Regions from separate parts of the Homo sapiens genome. Here region 2 is linked to region 1. A link is an interaction called in ENCODE POLR2A ChIA-PET data of the cell type or tissue named here. Cell type or tissue: CD4-positive, alpha-beta T cell. All regions are shown on one strand.

Region 1 (2,500 bases):
ACAGCCACTTGTTAACTATTTGTCCTAGCAGGAAACAAAGACCCAGAACTTACTTAATATGTACCTCCCGTGACTGCCATGTAGGCTCACTGAAGTCTAAGAATGTGTTCTAGTCATATATGGGTGTACACTAAATATCTAATTAACTGAGTCCTCCCATTTATGTACCCTGTATTGAAAATGTGCCTGGCTGATAAAAAAGGATGAGTTCATGTCCTTTGTAGGGACATGAATGAAGCTGGAAACCATCATTCTGAGCAAACTATCACAAGGACAGAAAACCAAACACCGCATGTTCTCACTCATAGGTGGGAACTGAACAATGAGAACACTTGGACACAGGATGGGGAACATCACACACCGGGGCCTGTTGTGGGGTGGGGGGAGCAGGGAGGGATAACATTAGGAGATATACCTAATGTAAATGATGAGGTAATGGGTGCAGCACACCAACATGGCACATGTATACATATGTAACAAACCTGCACATTGTGCACATGTACCCTAGAACTTAAAGTATAATTAAAAAAAAAAGAATCCCTGTTAAAATTTTCGCATTATACTTCCAAACCTTGAAAATTATTTTATTTTGAGAACAAAATATCACTTGAACTTGGATGTAAAAAGTAACCTGGCAAGATGCCAAATAATGGCAAAAAAAATGCCATTTATTTAGAGCAAATTTCATTGCTTTACATCTTCTAAAATATGAACAGGAAGTATGCTGAATAAATGTTTTGAATAATGTTTTCCAGATGTGATACAACCATTTAATAAACCACTACTGACTTAAAAAAAAAAAGAGAAAAGAAAAAAAGAAAAAGAAAATGTGTCTGGCTGAAACCTCACTTACAGGAAAAACCACCATTTCCTCCTGATTTGAGCTCCCTTTCTTTTCTTTTTCTTTCTTTTTTTTTTTTGTGTGTGAGAATAGCTTTTATTTTAAAACACTTGAAGCAATAACTCATCTATCTCTCTTTCCATCACAGGCAAATATTCTCCCCCCAAATTTGATGTAGTTTAAACAACAACTGTGACTAGTGCAAAACGAAACAAATACAATCTCTTTCAGGAGGCAGCATCAAAACCTACTGGGCTGGTGGGTACCGGCAACAGGCTCAGCCTCCACCAAGGCCGAGAGAAGCAGCACACTGAGGGAAGCAAGACTTGTGTGGTATCTCACCCAGCTTTGGACAGACTCAACAATACCTGGGGTGGGGGGAACCACAAAAGAATGATGCCTAAAATGAGACAAATATGCTTGGCTCCCTCATGTGGCTAATATCCTGATGCTAGAAAAATAAGTGCAAAGATAGCAGCTCCCAGGCAAAGCTGAGGGAAGACAGTTTGGGGCTCATTTGCTTTTGTTTTTTACTTGGGGTCTTACATATACATTGGTTTTCAGGCAGAAAAATTTTCTGCTTTCTGGGAGGTGTTCTGTGCCACATAGTGCTCCTGACTCCAGCAAAAATATTTGTGTTGTTTCTGTCTATTTGGATGCTTCACTGAATTACCTTTTCTACCTATGGTATTTCACTGCCTACCCCAAACCATGTAAGTGTAGAGTAGCATGTCCAATAGAATTACATTAGCCAGGCCAGGCACGGTGGCTCACGCCTGTAATCCCAGCACTTTGGGAGGCTGACGTGGGTGGATCACTTGAGGTCAGGAATTCGAGACCAGCCTGGCCAACACGGTGAAACTCTGTCACTACTAAAAATAGAAAAATTAGCTAGACATGGTGGTGCACACTTGTAATCCCGGCTACACAGGAGGCTGAGGCAGGAGAATCACTTGAACCCAAGGAGGTGGAGGTTGGAGTGAGCCGAGATTGTGCCACTGTACTCAGCCTGGGCGACAGAGTGAGACTCTGTCTCAAAAAACAAAGAAGTACGTTACCCCTATGTCTAATTTTAAATTTTTTAGTAGCCACATAAAAAATATAAAAATAAGTGAAATAATTATATTTATCAAATTATTATTTTATTTAATCGATATATCTAAAATATTGTCATTTCAGTATGTAATCAATATAAAATATTGATGAAACGTTTTATATTCTTTTCTGGTACCAATCCTTCAAGATCTGGTATATATTTTATGTGTACAGTACAGTCTCAATTTGGCAAGCCAAATTTCAAGTGGCCATTTGCCACATGTAGCTATTGACTATCCACATTAAATACTGCAAATCTACAGAATCTTATGCAAACTCTTTCAGAGTGATTTACTGAGTGGGAAATCTCTGTGACACTGTGCAGGTCATCTTATATACCAACTTAAGAGTAGAGAACTTTGTTTTTTTTGGTTTTGTTTTGTTTTTGAGCAGGTGTCACTCTGTTGCCCAGGCTGGAGTGCGGTAACATCATCACAGCTCACTACAGCTTTGACCTCCCTGGCCTCAAGTGATCCTTCCACCTCAGCCTTCCTGAGTAGCTGGGACTACTATCACACACCACCACGCCTGGCTAATTTTTTTTTTTTATATATACTTTGTAGA
Region 2 (2,500 bases), 100 kb after region 1:
TTAGTAGAGAAGGGGTTTCACCATGTTGGCCAGGTTGGTCTTGAACTCCTGGCCTAAAGTGATCTGCCCACCATGGCCTCCCAAAGTGCTGGGATTTCAGGTGTGAGCCACTGTGCCTGGTCCTAACTGGTCTTTTAAAGAAATTTTTGAATGCTAATTTGCAACACTCTGAATTTATTTTATAATATCACAGTGGATTGTAATCAGCAGTTTGATACAAGCTGGGCTGGGTAAAGCCTCAGTTCCTTACACCAGTGAGAGAAGGTAAGTTTGTGTTCTGGCCGGTGGGGCCAGGGAAGCAAATCCCATTTGTTCAATCTAGGCAGGCTTTTCAGAGAGGATTTCTGGCATCATCTCGGGATCAAAGCCAAGGATGGTCCAAAGAGTTGCAGGCCCAAGGGTAGCTGGAGGAAAAAGACTTGGGAAGAAGTGCTGAGCCACAGCGAGAGGGAAATGAGTGGATGGGGGCTGCGGGCACACTTGCCAGGAAAGCAGGAGGCCAGGTGTGGGAGCCCAAAGGTGAGGGAGATATACAAGACACCAGGGGCGGATCTCGTGAAGCTTTGTACTTGAAACAATAGCAAAGAATAGCAGCTATTCTTTCTCCAAGGCTGGTGGAGGGGCGACCTCCACGACCTTGCTAACCATACTTCTGGGAATCATCTCCTACACAGGGAGCAGAAATCCTTAACCCCAAAGTCCTGTGGCTTGCACTAGATTCTGTGTCTCTTCTAAGGGACTCTTCCTGTTGCCCTCATGCTAAGCAAACAAACTAGAGAATGAGTGCCTCACCACCAAGGCTAATCCCAGGTGTCTCATTTCGGTTCAGGATGTGGTTAGTACCTTGAGGAACTGTAGGTTTGAGAGAGAAAGCTTCAGGCAGCCAGATGGGATTGAGAGATTAGATGCCTAGGAAGAGCTCAATTTAACCCTATATTTCTTTCTCCAGGGAAAATAAAAGAAGCAAAAACAGGCCCTGCTGTGAGGGACCACGAGGCAGTGCCAGGATGAAAGAGTTGGAGTAACCTAGGTGATTCTGAGTGAATCAGTCAGGAGGCCTTCCTGGAGGGGGTGAGTCTTGAGCACTGGCAACAGTTAGTAACTACAATCTTACCATGCCTTTGTTTCTAACTGTGCTCCCTCTTTCTTGCTGGAGTGGGAAGGTAGATGGAAAGTAGCAGGGAAGACGAAGCCTGCAGGACGGTTCAAAGCTGTCATGGCAAACACTCCCCCATTCTGCAGGCCTCTGTGTGGGCTTAGCCGGGACAGTTCCAGAACTGATGAGGTGTCTAGCTCAAGCAAATCCCCCTGTGCTAGCCCCAGCATAGCTCAACCTCTGTGACAAGAAACTCCTGCTACACTGAATCCCCATTTCCTCCCCGAAGCCTTCCTCAAACCCACAGGGAACTCTACCTCTCTCAGCTTAGCTCTTACTGTCTGTGCTATTCTGCTTTAATTTTATTCATTTTTGAATAAGTAATATAGTCAGGGTTCAAAGTACAAAAGAGTATTCAGTGAAAGGTCCTTTTCCTGCTCCTGAATCTCCCCTGGTCAGGTGCTTCCTTCACCTGGTCAGTGCTATCAGTTCTCGTTCTCCAATAAGATTTTCAAATCCCTTGGGGAAAGGAATTGAGCCTTTGTGTCCCTCTGTGTACCAGACGGGGTAAACTGTCCCACCCCATCACCCAAGGGGGTCTTCCTAGGCACCATACCCTCCCTCTTCCATCCACACTGCTACTAACTCTCCTGGGTCAGACTCCGAATGGGTCATCCAGCTGCCAAGCAGGTCCCTTTCCAAGATACCCTCCACCGCTGTCATATTGCTCTTCCTGTAATGCTGGGCTCCCAGCTTAACGCTTTATTACTCCCCATGCCTTGGGTCAAGGGCAAATGCTCCTCAGCATGATGAACAAGGCCCTTAGGACTTGGTTTCAGCCACCTCTGTAGGCCCAATTTCTGCTACTCCTGCCATACCAGACTGCTTACAGTTCTGTGACTGGCTCTTCTGTCTCCCACCTCTAGACCATTGCAGGTACTGTGCCTTCTGCCTGAAATGTGCTCACCTCGCCTCGCTGACTCCTACTCGCCAGTTAGTGTTCGGCCCATTTCTGCCCCCGTGAGATTTCTTCACAGATGTTGCCCTCCCCCATTTGCTGAGTTTCCTGCATGCCGGCTCCTTCAGCACTCAAGGGTACCTCTTTGATTCTGCTTCTCACAGGGTAATCTCTGTTTAAAATCTGATGCCCCCAATTGACTGTAGGATCCTTGAGGGCTGGCCTTGCACTTCTCTGTGTCCCCCGCCTCTTGCAGAGTACCTGGTAGAGGCAGTTATTCAGTAAATACTGGTGGAATAAACAAATCTCTCCTATCTCCTAGACAATAGTTAATACAAAATAGATGCTCAAAGAGATTTCTTTTGTTTGATTTTTGACGGTGCTGCTGAATCTGATGTTATAAAAGAAGCCACATTTGTACCCCAGTCCAGAATGAATCCACCTCC

The links. Peaks named below come from ENCODE experiments on the same cell type or tissue, not always from the same donor. Only the 100,000 strongest peaks of a DNase experiment are listed, where the experiment ranks them.
Region 2: POLR2A ChIA-PET joins it to region 1 with 8 read pairs; 5 of 35 experiments call an interaction of 5 or more read pairs at or near these places.

Annotation. Positions count from the first base shown.
Region 1 is chr12:51,481,775-51,484,274 of GRCh38, reverse strand. The region is part of intron 16 of SLC4A8 (solute carrier family 4 member 8); the gene reads right to left. Among named protein-coding and RNA genes, the nearest start is that of SLC4A8-AS1, 58 kb to the right of the region's middle. In CD4-positive, alpha-beta T cell, no CTCF peak of the experiment used is centred here; DNase peaks (open chromatin) are centred at 664 and 1,144; H3K4me3 peaks cover 470 bases; H3K27ac peaks cover 793 bases.
Region 2 is chr12:51,382,032-51,384,531 of GRCh38, reverse strand. All of the region lies in intron 2 of GALNT6 (polypeptide N-acetylgalactosaminyltransferase 6), which reads left to right. Among named protein-coding and RNA genes, the nearest start is that of GALNT6, 8.1 kb to the left of the region's middle. In CD4-positive, alpha-beta T cell, no CTCF peak of the experiment used is centred here; no DNase peak of the experiment used is centred here.